Regions from separate parts of the Mus musculus genome. Here region 2 is linked to region 1. The links are chromatin loops, found by intact Hi-C in ENCODE. Cell type or tissue: left cerebral cortex. All regions are shown on one strand. Each heading gives the region's core, and the rest is flanking DNA. Links, peaks and the distances in the headings are about the cores only. Region 1 overlaps Abca12 (ATP-binding cassette, sub-family A (ABC1), member 12). Region 2 has its middle 51 kb from the start of Atic.

What was found. A loop is a pair of places that touch in the nucleus more often than their neighbours do. Peaks named below come from ENCODE experiments on the same cell type or tissue, not always from the same donor. Only the 100,000 strongest peaks of a DNase experiment are listed, where the experiment ranks them.
Region 2: a loop joins it to region 1, with 8 times the contacts of the local background. A loop is called at or near these places in 22 of 42 quality-filtered maps.

The regions. Positions count from the first base shown.
Region 1 is chr1:71,285,987-71,292,805 of GRCm38, reverse strand. Abca12 (ATP-binding cassette, sub-family A (ABC1), member 12) reads left to right here. Exons shown (of 53, transcript NM_175210.3): 27 at 237-392; 28 at 1,288-1,474; 29 at 4,050-4,268; 30 at 6,151-6,347. Among named protein-coding and RNA genes, the nearest start is that of Gm39659, 38 kb to the left of the region's middle. In left cerebral cortex, for the core only: a CTCF peak has its summit at 3,099 (motif pointing left); a DNase peak (open chromatin) is centred at 3,103.
Region 2 is chr1:71,503,157-71,509,975 of GRCm38, reverse strand. No RefSeq gene overlaps it. Among named protein-coding and RNA genes, the nearest start is that of Atic, 51 kb to the left of the region's middle. In left cerebral cortex, for the core only: a CTCF peak has its summit at 3,906 (motif pointing right); DNase peaks (open chromatin) are centred at 2,522 and 3,906.

The DNA.
Region 1 (6,819 bases), core at 1,743-4,242:
CTTGCTTTTGTAAATGAACAAAAATTATTCAACTGCACTCTTTAAAATGGGCCAATTTATAACTGTAGTGCACTGACATGGCTTTATCAAAGAGATGATCTTTTTGGCATTAGTTTGTAAACTGAACTTACCCTTTGAAGTTATTTAGTATTACACAAAATGAAGTCATTTTCTGAACCATTCAGGGTTTCATTGTTTAGTTAGTAATCACTCTTTTTCATGTATTCTCATTACAGGGACATATGGAATGGCAGCTCCATGGTATTTTCCCATCCTTCCTTCCTATTGGAAAGAGCGCTTTGGATGCGCAGAGGTGAAGCATGAGAAAAGCAATGGCTTAATGTTTACTAATATCATGATGCAGAACACCAACCCTTCTGCCAGTAAGACAAGTAGGTCAATAGCATGTACTATTATAACAGAAATTATACTAAAATTACATAACTAGTGGGTTTAGGTACATTTTTCTAAATGAAATTATTATCGTCCCTTTAGTCATGGGTGAGTATGTCTACACATATGTGTTTACATCCTTACAGGGACTGAATTGTGCCTTCTTCTGGGCTCATTAGCTCAGTTGGTTAGCATATGCTGCCAATTAAGCCAAAACTGTACATCCCTTTGTGGTCCAGTTAGACTCACGCAGAGAAAAATGTTGTTCCTTGCCCACAGTCCGCATCCCTTACTCTGGCCATCTGCTGCCAGTCATGGGAGTAACCAAGAAACAAAAATGGGTAATGTAGCATAACTCACAGCTGGTGTGAGAAAAAGAGTGCCTTGCTGGTGACCTGGGGTGATGCTATTGTCTCTATAAAGACCCCCTGTGCAAGTGGTGTTGTGGTGATGCCTGAAAGGAAAATTATCTGCATTCTGTAAGCCATAGACCCGAGAAAACTGTGCTACTGTAAAACCACAACTTGGAAACATTTATTTCATAAATTGATAATATCCTTCCCAATCAGAGAACAAACCTTCTGGGTTATCTTTTGAATATTTAAGATCTGCTGGGGAGGGGAAAAAAGAGACTTTAAAATTATGATACTGCATTCGGGAACTGCTCGTTCCAACAGAGAAGGCTGATACAATAAACCCTAGAGAATGTGGTTTTGTAGTCCTGCTCATTGTGTAAGCAGGTCAGAAGGAAGCTAGAGAATGTAATAAATCAGTTGCTTCTGAACTCTTTAAACTTAAAGATCACATTTATATAATCTCCAGTTTTTTAAGGAAAGTCTAACACAGCTCTATTAATTCCTTAAGAGCTTACAACTCTTCTCTTGGTCACTCTAGGTCCTGACTGTGCATTTCCCTCCAACATTGAACCTGAACCTAAAGATCTCCAAGTTGGAGTTGCCCTTCATGGGGTCACAAAGATCTATGGCTCAAAAACAGCTGTTGAGAACCTCAATCTGAACTTCTACGAAGGGCACATTACATCACTGTTGGGGCCAAACGGAGCTGGCAAAACCACAACAATGTATGTTATTTTTCAACTAAATGTCAAAGAAGGATATTATTAATGAACAATAGCTTTTTAAAGAATAAGGACTTAAACAAAGAAGAAAGCAGAGCTATTATGACCTATGGTTCATATGGTTCAGCTTGCCCAGGAATGAAATGAAATCTATCCCAGCGATTCCACACTGAGCTCTAAGTCCATCTTAGGCCAGCACGGGAGAGGTTTATTTGCTGCATTTAGTTCTGGCTTCGCCTATGTGCCTTAAAATGTTTAATTCAGTATAGTTTTGAGATAATAGTAAGTATACTTGGCATGTCTTAGATCAGTGGCTCTCCATATTCCTAATGCTATGACCTTTTTATACATTTCTTTATGTTGTAGTGACTCCCCCCACACCATAAAATTATTTCATTGCTACTTCATAACTGTAATCTTGGTACTGTTATGAATCGTAATATAAATATTACATATGCAGGATATCTGGTATGCATCCCCCAAAGGGGTCGAGACCCACAGGTTGAGAATCACTGTCGAGCACAGCGCACTCTGCAGCACAGAGGTGCATGTCGAGACAGGAGCTGTTGGTAGGGTTCGCTAGTACCATTCTGTTCAAACCACACGTGCTCTCTGGCTCATCCCTGGTCTTGGATCTGTACTGCTACATTGGTTAGTATGTCCATCTTTATTTGTATTTCTACCCAGGCCAGGGATGAGTCTGAGTTTGCTCACCCTAGCCTGAACACAGAGCACCCTCTGTCCTGCCACAGGAAGCATTCGCCTTGATTCATGGAGAAACAAAGAACCCCCAGCATCATATAGTCAAGGTCCAAAGCAGCACATGAGCTGTTCTGTCTCTCAACTGACTGTCCTGTGTCAAGATAAAGGGAGGATTGGGATGCCAGGATTCTTAGGTTATTTCACAGTTTGAATGTTTGCTTTGATGTGGAGCCTCCAGGGTTCTGCCAGTGCATATTTGCCATCAGTGTTAAGATGCTGTTAGACTCAAGCCCTTAAGGACATGTCTCACTTTGTCCGCATTCTGTTTTTAATCATCTTGAGTAGGCTCAGTGACTGCTCAAATGCTGGCACCAATATATTTTTCTAAATACCTAGAGACAAATGAAGGTCGTGATAAGAGTAAACATGCAGCCACTTATTTGTACAACCCATTAAAAGCCAGGGTTGGCGCTCTAGAACGGAACACTTATAAAGTACATTTTTCAATAGGAAATAAGAGGCCAGGGGAGAAAAGAGAGAGCGAAGGTGTTTGATGAGGTTACAACTTCAGCTGAGAATGCCCTATTTTATTGGCCTATATATATAAACCTTTAAATATCAAGAAGAAACGTGTTATTTGTATTTTAATGGATGGTATGAGGAAATTACACACTATCTTGATTCATTATTTAGGACTATGAGAGACTGGTGAGAAATCTGGTCCTTCTCTAGACCTTCTGTGGATTATGTTCTAATGGGGAGGAGATGGTTTCTAAATAACTTCCAATTGATTAATCACTTGAAAGGTGTTGAGAGTTTTCTAGGTCAAAATATTTTGGCCATTATACAGAGAATGGCTCTGTGGAGACCAAAAGAGGTAGGAGGATCAGGAAGCAGGTGTGCGGTGATGTGATGGCTGCTGCCCCCTGGTGGTAGCACATGTTGATGGTACGACCAAGAGACAAAGATGCAAACATGACTTCTGAAATACGGTTTTGTCTCCAAAATAGCTAGACTAGAGGCACACGCCATTATGCCTGGCTCAATATTGTTTTTAAATGTATTTGGTGCATTAAAGTTGCATTTTAATTTTTGAACTCCATTTCGAAAAGAAAAAAAAATATTTTGAAGACTTTCGAAAGAAAGAAAGAAACAAAGGAAGAGGGAGGGAGGGAGGAAGGAAGAAAGGAAGGTAGGAGGGGAGAAAGAAAGAAAGAAAGAAAGAAAGAAAGAAAGAAAGAAGGGAAGGGAAGGTAAGGGAAGGGAAGGGAAGGGGGAAGGAAGGAAGAAAGAAAGAAAGAAAGAGAGAGAGAGAGAGAGAGAGAGAGAGAGAGAGAGAAGGAAATATAGTTTTGTGCAAACAGTATATTAATTTATCAGCAAATGATAGAGGCAAAAGCGTTTAGTACCATGGGCAGACCATACTTAGTTTGAGGACCTCGTAAGGCGTCTTATGAAGGTGAAGCATTGTCTGTTGGATTCACAGCACACATCTGGGTGTAAGTGATAGCATCTAGTCCGGAGACATAAATTGGAGATTTGCCAGTATATAAATAGGATTCCAAGGAAACACAGTAACTCTCAAGGAGAGAGTGTCCCTTCAACTGGAAAGGCCCCTCAGCTTTAACACCATTACCACCACCACCACCACCACCACCATGTAGTATTCACACAACAGCGAAAACAACTGAAAGCTTAAAAGTCAGTCCCATTTCTTTCATTTCTTCTTAATGTGTTTTTCTTTCACAGCTTGACTTCGTTTGAGGAGAGGCATTGCAAACCCCCTCTCCTTTGGTCAGCATATGAGTTACGCTTAGTCTTGCTGTCTAGCTTGAGTGATTGGTCCATATCTAATTTCTCACATCCTCATTTCCAGCTCCATGCTGACTGGGCTGTTTGGTGCCACAGCGGGTACCATTTTTGTATACGGAAAAGATATCAAGACAGACCTGAATACTGTTCGGAAAAACATGGGGGTCTGCATGCAACATGACGTCTTGTTCAGTTACCTAACCACCAAGGAACACCTTCTCCTGTATGGCTCCATCAAAGTTCCTCACTGGACCAAAACACAGCTCCATGAGGAGGTTAAAAGGTGAGTTAGTCCAGAAATAAGAACACAACTGGCTAAGCTCTTCCAAGGACATATACCATGTTGGGCAAGTTCTGGTAGCAATAATGATGGGAAGCATTTTGCTTTGCTTCCTACCTCTCTGATAACATACACATTTAGCATTATTATCCTCTCCAGACAGTCATACACGCACTGTTCAACTCTGCCCTGGTGCCTTGTATGTTGACCCAGATCTTTTGTTTTCACTTCTGCCTGGGCACGACATCTCATAGCCTCTTAAATGGACTTCCTGCTACTGCTCTCCCCAGTCATGGATTCTTATCAGCGAGTTGTCAGAGTGAGCTTTGTCAATGGCAAATCAGACCATGTCATTCCTGCCACCACTTGAGTGGCTTTTGCCACACTTAGTATGACATCCCATAATGTCATTAGCAAGGCCTACCAGACCACACAAAACATGCCCTCCATCCCACATCTGACTACATTGTTTCCCATTCTCTATTTACTCTGGTCTGGGAATATAAGCTACTCATACACTTGATTATTCACAACTGATTTCTGCCACAAGTCCTTTTGTTTGTTTTTCTTAACTTACCATATGTTTCCTGAGAGCCATTTGGACACTCCTGGCCAAATGAACACTTTCCAGTCATTGCTCATCTGACTTTTTAGTTTATTAATTGTGTGCTGATTACCACTTGTTATATTATAAATATTCTTGAGATTATGCTTATCATAGGAATTTCTTCACCCTCTGCACACATGTGCAAACAATCTCTTTATGAAAAAGATATCTTTCTATTCGTTGCTCTTTTCTATGACATAATCTGATACAAAAGTACAATGTTCTAACTATCTGTCAAACAAGTGGACTATATACTCTCTTGTGGTTTTTCTTTTCTTTTTTTTTAATTAGGTATTTTCTTTATTTACATTTCAAATGTTATCCCCTTTCCTAGTTTCACCTCCGAAAATCCCCTAACCTCTCTTCCCTCCCCCTGCTCCCCAACCCACCCACTCCTGCTTCCTGGCATTCCCCTATACTGGGCCATAGAACCTTCACAGGACCAAGGGCCTCTCCTCCCATTGATGACCGACTAGGCCATCCTTTGCTACATATGTAGCTAGAGCCACGAGTCCCTCTATGTGTTTTCTTTGATGGGTGGTTCAGTCCCAGGGAGCTCTGGGGTTACTGGTTAGTTCATATTGCTGTTAGTAATTGTTAGTTCACTCAGGATGATGCCCTCCAGGTCCATCCATTTGCCTAGGAATTTCAAAAATTCATTCTTTTTAATAGCTGAGTAGTACTTCATTGTGTAGATGTACCACATTTTCTGTATCCATTCCTCTGTTGAGGGGCATCTGGGTTCTTTCCAGCTTCTGTCTATTATAAATAAGGCTGCTATGAACATAGTGGAGCATGTGTCCTTCTTACCGGTTGGGACATCTTCTGGATATATGCCCAGGAGAGGTATTGCTGGATCCTCCGGTAGTACTATGTTCAATTTTCTGAGGAACCGCCAGACTGATTTCCAGAGTGGTTGTACAAGCTTGCAATCCCACCAACAATGGAGGAGTGTTCCCCTTTCTCCACATCCTCGCCAGCATCTGCTGTCACCTGAATTTTTTATCTTAGCCATTCAGACTGGTGTGAGGTGGAATCTCAGGGTTGTTTTGATTTGCATTTCCCTGATGATTAAGGATGTTGAACATTTTTTCAGGTGCTTCTCTGCCATTCGGTAATTGTTAGTTCATATTGTTGTAGTAATTATTTTTGTGACAATAATTAGATGACAAATGACAATAAACCGTATCATGTTTTCGGGAACTGTATTGCACCTCACTGAAGACGTATCCACTGATTGTGAACACAATAGCACCATTCACTATTTTTTTCTTGAAGGACTTTAAAAGACACTGGACTGTATAGTCATCGCCATAAGAGAGTTGGAACGTTGTCGGGAGGAATGAAGAGGAAGTTGTCCATATCCATAGCTCTCATCGGTGGCTCCAGGGTAGTGATTTTGGATGAACCATCCACGGGCGTTGACCCATGTTCTCGCCGAAGCATATGGGATGTCATATCCAAGAACAAAACTGGTATGAATCATTTTCCTAACTCTTCCATGGCACAGTCATAACTCGACCCTCAGGGCTCCCCAAATTCAAGTTGAAGCTTTTCTGTATATAACACCTTCTAAATATCTGAGGTGAGATCATTTTTTTCCTAAGATTTCTCAGTGAAATTTCTGGGTCAATTAGTTAATACATATCCAGGACTCACTGTGAGTTAAATTTATCGAGCCTTATTGAGAGCCTACAGGAGTCTGCCTAGAGAAGCATGGAATCTAATTAGAGATACCAAACGTACACAAATAAAAATAAACCAAAAACACACCAAATAAGTGCTAACAGGATGTGAAGCAGAGAAGTAATCAGACTGGAGTGGATTAATCAGAGAGGAATATTCAAAAGTCTTTTAAATTACCATTTTTATAGTGAAGGAAGGAGAGAGAGCACACTGAGACCACAGAGGTAAAACTCTGACAAGTGAGAAGTAGCTGATGCCCAC
Region 2 (6,819 bases), core at 1,558-4,057, 220 kb before region 1:
TCATCGAATGTGACCCTTTGAAACCATACGTCCTAAATGAACTCTTTCTTCTATAAGTTGTCTTGGTCCTTGTGTCTTACCAAACAGTAGAAAAGGAACTAAGAGAAGCTTGATGTCACACTGTCCCTGTAGCCTTACTTGGCTACTAATTATCTACTAGTTGTTAGTCATAACCCCATCAGTAATTTGACAGCCACTTGGTATGTTCCAATGGGATAAAGAGGAGAATTATTGTCTGCAGGGTGACTTCACTCATTCCAAACTGGAAATCATTTTTCAACAACAGTGTATCCCTTTACTTTTGAAGACAGACCCCATGAACTGTTAAAATCTCTAGCTCTGCTCCATGAGAAGAGAATCTCAGGAGAGGTAAGACATGGCTTGGGTAGCAGCTTAGGGCAAGACCATGTCCTAGGCCCTGAGATCAATCCCTGCCCCCCACAGAAATAAATAGATCAATTAATCCAAGATCATTGGCTTCCTGTGTTGGTAACTTTTGTTAAGTTGAGCAATTACCTATACCAGATTGGCCTGTTGGCAAGTCTATGGCGGCATTTTCTTGATTAAAGATTGGTATGGGAGAGTCTAGCCTACTGTGGGTGGTACCAGCCCTAGGCAGGTGGGCCTAGGTTGTTTAAGAATGCAAGGTGAACATGTGAGAGAACCAATGTTTCTCCTTGGTTTCTGCTTCAGTTACCACTTCTGGGTTCTAGCCCTGGCTTTTCTCAATGGTGGCCTGTGACAGTTTTAAATCAGGGTTGGTTTGGGGACAAATCATTCACTATGAGTAGAACATACTCTGGGGCTGGAGGTATGGCTTGGTTTGCACCTTAGCATGCACAAAGCCCCAAGAATAAAGCAGAAACGACGTACTCCTGAAATAGTACCACTCTGAGCACGGAGGGAGGAAGATCAGGAGTTCAAGGTCATCCTTGGCTGTGATCGGAGTCTGAGGCCAGTTGGGGGATACATGACATGATGCTATTACTCTGCCAGTGAAGTGAGCCAATTCAAGCCAAATTAAAATATATTAAATGCAGGTTTATTGGGAAGCTGCCCCCCCAACCCCCAGGCAAACTCACTGGCCCCAGGGAAGGAGGCCAGGGAAGTCACCTTAGAGTGAGGAGAAGGGAAAGGGAACAAGAGAGAAGGAAAGAAAGACAGAGTGAGAGACCAAAATGTCTAGATTATATAATATAATCTTCCCTATATAGGGAAAAACCTCTTGGGGAGGGGCAACCTAGCCCCTGGGCTGGAAAGTTCAGGGTTGGGGACAGGGTATGCCAGGTAGGGACTAAGGCATGCTGGGAGAACCTGGCGTCTAGGTCTGCTTTGGTGTATAAGACATGGACCTCAATCCCTTGTCCCAAAGTCTGAAACCAAACATATGAGCCATTGTCAATCAAGTAAAAAAAAAAAAAAAAAAAAAAAAAGAAAGATTTGGGAGGTAGCTTAGAAGTTAGGAAGGCATAAAATATTGAACTATACAATGGGTGTGTCTGAATCATCATATATGTGTGTGTGTGTGTGTGTGTGTGTTTATTACTATGCTGTTCTAAGTGTGTATATCAGTCATTATTGAGTTGATATCAGGCCAGGACTCATGACCACCAAGTTCTTAGTCAGTCACTGGTGTGGGCAAACCTTACTTATGAACTTTCCCATGGTCCACACGCAGTGGTCATGAGGTCAACCCCATACCTCATGAATACTGTGATTTGAGCTGGAGTTTCTAGACCTGCACACGTGTGCTGGAACACACAGGGTTAGACATCCTCTTGGGTGTCTTTTTTGTCAATGGCCTAACAAAGAAAATAATCTTCCCGTAGATATTCTTACTCTGGTGGCAAAAAGGCAACTATCTACTTATCTACCCGAGATGGAGGACATGGCTCGGCACGGAAAGGGCACTTGCTGCCAAGATGGGTGACCTTGAGTTTGATACCATCTCGCATACCAGCTCCCTAAGTAAGTAAATAAATAAAGGCCTAAGTGACTAAGACCTGGTGAGGAGGTGGGGACCCGACTAGGCTTTCCTTTGGAGGTCAGGGTGGCCTGGGGATGGGAAACCAGGAACAAGAGACAGATGAAAGCTCGCTTGGTGTTGGGAGGCACAGTTTCTGGTTAGGAAGAAGTCATTTTAATGGAACAAGTCAAAAAAATAATAAAATAAAAAAATCCTGAGGAACCCAGTTCCTCCGGAGACTTCAGGCTGAGAATGACAGGATCTTGCCCGTTTTTTTTTTCCCACTATGAGAGTTCTGTCCTTCGTTGGTCCAAAGCTGAGCTAACCAGGTCCTCACAAATTAACATTTTTTTAGGAAAAGCTGAGCCCAGGCAGGCCCTGACCTTTGAGGTAGAAACTCCAGGAGCCAAAAAATGCACAGTCGGGCAGTGCTGAGGTCATCCCTGAGCGTCTGGGCCTGCCCTCCACCTCCCCCAGGTGACCTGGAAGCTGGTCCTTCAGCTCAGCCTCCCTTCCATTGCGCCTGCGCCTGCGCTGCGCCATTTCCCTAGGGTTCCACTTCATCCCTGCTGCTTTGCATTGTGATGGGCTGGGCTGAGAGGCAGCCCTGAATGCTCTGGGAGGCTCTGCTGCTGCAGCCACAAGCGGGAATCAATTAAGCAGCAATTCGGTTCAGGCTCTCAGGCAATGACATAGCTGGCTTCACGCTGACTTTGTTATATATGAGATCCCCAAAGAGAATAATACCTTATCTAAACTTTCATTATATTTTATAGTACAATGACTATGGATCGATAATAAATTTTGTTCTAATATAACATTAGTTTCAGAAGAATTTCCCCTTTTTCTATCGTGAAATCAAATTATAACCATAAAGATAAAAGCTTTCTTCTTAAGAACTCTGTGAAGAGAACAATAGTCTGTTCAAGATTAATATTTTAACTTATTTAAATTATTGCTTGGTGAATTTGTACAATACAGAATTAAATATTCTATTCAGAAACTATACTTGTATGTTTGATAATAGTAACACTTTTTACAACGCTAATGAAACCCTATCTGATATTACTTAAGTGGAATAATTTAGTGTTTTATTAATTTTTTAAAAGGTTAAAAAAGAATGTCAAATATATAAACAAGAATGGAAGATACAAAATGGGAATCAATTATCTTTGTACATATACATTATCTAGCCTTATACACTTGACCTGCTGTGGAGGAACTGATGGCATAGATGTGTTAGAGAGGCAGTCTTTGATCTTTACCCCATCTCTTAGCCTCCCCTCCCCTTGGAGGAAATGACTATCGTGAATTTAGTGTTCCTCATTCCATGATTTGCATATTTTACTATTCCGAGGTAGAAACTCCAGTGTTAGTTTGTGTACCGCCCTATCATTCTCCATCTTTATCTTTAAATCAGAATTTCAGACAGGTACAAGCTGGGACACTGCTAGACAAACATTTAGCTTGGGCTACACAGCCTTCAGGTGTGATATGAGCCCCTAAAGTTAGCAGTGTGTGCACATTTTTATTCAGGGAAAAAGATCCAGTCGCCAATTCCATTTTTGATCTGACTTGCCTGCTACCTTCTTTATTTGCTTTGAATACATTTCTTTTTAATGTTGTAGGCTTACAAAGGGGCTGTACTCCTCTTGCTCATATAAAAGGTCACAGTTGATACTCCCACACCAAGATAAGGTTAACAGAGAAAAGTATTTGATCTGCTTTATAATCAGAGTGGTTGTCTTTCTTCCTCACGTTGAAATTTCATTAAACCAGCTTTTCTAACCACAGTGCATGATTTATTCCCTTTAGTTTGTTCTAAATGGTCTTTCTGGATGCAGCATTGTAAAACACGGATATAATACTCTTGCTAGTCTGATTTCTCATTTGGGGGGAGGAAGGTTTAATGATCCATGGATCGGGCTCTGCGCTATTTAATAAGACTGCAGATACCATTCTGAACGCTAGAGGGCACTACCACAACTAAAAACACAAGGCAGCTCTTTTTCTTTCTTTTCTTTCTTTCTTTCTTTCTTTCTTTCTTTCTTTCTTTCTTTCTTTCTTTCTTTCTTTCTTTCTTTCTTTCTTTCTCTCTCTCTCTCTCTCTCTCTCTCTCTCTCTCTCTCTCTCTCTCTCTCTCTCTTTCTTTCTTTCTTTCTTTCCTCTCTCTCTCTCTCTCCTTCCTTCCTTCCTTCTTTCCTTCCTTCCTTCCTTCCTTTCTTTTTGACGCATGTGTTTTTTACACGGTGGGGGGGGGCGCTTGCATGAGCTTCACATATTTATTTCTGTTTATGGATGCTTGTGTCGAGTTTCTAATGTTTCAAAACCTTCATGTTCAAGCTTTAATGCTACTAGTCTCAGGAAGCACGGGCAAAACAAGTCGGATAGAGATTTATATGGAGTCACCCTGCAGCTGGATGCTGGCTACTTTTCTTGTTATGGAAGTTTTAAGACATCTGTTGTTGATCAGTTAGTTGATACCTTTATTAATAAGATGTTTGATTCTTGAGTTTACATAGACGAAGACAACATCTTCATTTAAGTCTGAAATCCATCTGTCATTATTTTAAGTAATTGTGGTCTGCCATCATCACTGGAGAGCATCCCACATCAGTGTTAGGAGATCGCTGTGGGCATTTTGTATCCTGAGAGCTGAGCTGTTGGGCCTCCTGCAGAAAGCAGCTATTTCATGGGACCTTTTCCATCCTCCTCCTGCTTGCCCGTGTCTGTAGGTGGGCAGCTAAGGGAGGAAGAATCAATTTTCTTTGAACTACTCAAGGGCTTTTTATGTGTTAATTGCCAATTAAGAGTCACGAAAAGCCAATGGAAATACAGTATTCACATCACCACATTGAAACCACTCATATTTCTAAAGCACTTCACAATTCACAAAGGATTATCTGCCCTGAAGTCCAACAATGACCCCTGGATATACAAAGTTAACATAGTTTTCCTAACTATGGGTTGGAAAACCCATGAATTGCAGCGTGACACAGTATAGACTACTGACTACCTTGGCTAGCCCTGGGCATGTTGAGAGTCCAGGGAGACTACAGACCTCCGAGGGGCGGTGCTTCCAATGGTCTTATTATAAAGCTGATATGCTTACCCGTTCACTAATTCCTTTCCTAATTTTTAATAAATTTATCTTTTTGACATTATAGAGCCTGTGAACTCCTTCTTGCCTATCATAAAGAGTCACAGTAGACACCCCATACCAAGAGAAAGGCAGAAGACATTTGCGTAAATTTATTTGATCTGATCTTCCAAGACAGAGGGCCAAAGTAAACTGTGTGCTTAAAATCCTGTATGTTGACTGCACAAAACAATAGGTTTCTGACATTTTTTTTTGCGCATGTATATAATATGCTCATATCTATTCCCATTGGCTTATCTTTCCTGCTCTCTCCCTCTCACTGGGTCTCTTGCTGTTCTCAAACAGTCTCAGTTTTACATTCAAGTCTTAAAGAGAAATCTAGACTTCACATATGAGGGAAAATCTGTGCCACTGACTTCCTGAGCCTGGCTTGTTTTGCTGAATATGGTGATCTCTGGCTCAATCCGTTTTCCTGTGAATGCCCAGATCGCGTTCTTTGGCTGAGCAATACTCCACTGTATATGTAGGCCCTTTATTTGCACATCCGTCCACAACAGCCAAGTGGATCCCATAACTTGGTTGTTGTGAACAGTACACTCTGATGAGCTGGGCGGGGGGGGGGGGGATCTCTGCTGTGTGTCGTCTTGGATTCCCTGGGGGATAATTAATTATATGATACAAACTGCCCATTTTTATTTATCAGCCCAGAAAAGCAAGGCCAACTGTTTAGGGTTGTAAATGGGTACAGATGATGTGATTGACAGGTAGCAGGTTAGGGAGGGAACGGGCCAAGTCTGTCAGCTTCTTCTTGGGCTCTTGTGTGGCCTGCCTTCTTCCCACTTATATGACACAGTCTTGCTATCCACCTCAGCAAGACAGTCAAGAGGATTTTTGTGACCACCTCCAAGTCAGAAAGACAACAGATTACGAAAGACAACATAACATCAACATCTCAAGGCTTTGTTCTTTGCTTTGGGGGAAAGAGGTTGTAGTTTCCATGACCTGGCTTGGGGAAGTGAAATCCTAGTTCCGTGTGGCCTGCACCGAGGGGATAAGCCGGAGCAGAGGCAAAAGTACAGGAGATAGGCGGAGAGAACCTGGCTCTCAAGCCCTTGCTATTGTATGAGGTCTTTAAAAGAAGCTCTATTGTTAACTAACTTTCTTAATTTTGTTTAATGTGTTTTCTCGTGAAACTTTATTTTTTCTAAAACATTTTAAAAAATGTTATCAGCTGAAGATGGTGGGATATGCCTTTAATTCTAGCACTCAGAGGCAGATAGAGCTCTGTGAGTTGGAGGACAGCCTGATCTACATAGTTCAGCCAGGACTACTCAGTGATACTCTGTCTCAAAAAATGTTTATCTATCTATCTATCTATCTATCTATCTATCTATCTATCTATCTATCTATCTACCTATCTATCTATCATCTTTTGTGTGTGTGTATGTGTGCGAGAGAGAGAGAGAGGGAGAGAGAGAGAGAGAGAGAGAGAGAGAGAGAGATCTTGATGTAGCCCACCATATTCATTTACTTGTTTTTCAAAACCAGGGATCAAACGCAGTCTCATTCTTTAAGTAAGAATTTGTTTTTATCATGCCTTATCTCAGCATGATTTGTTGATGGCTTCAACATTTTGTGTGACAGAGGAGGTACGCATAGCCCCATAGGCTGAGCCTGGGTAAGTTGGCCACCAGTGAGGATGAGGAGGGGCAGCTTAGGAGCACGGCGTGGGGTGTGCCCAGAGGCAAAGCCG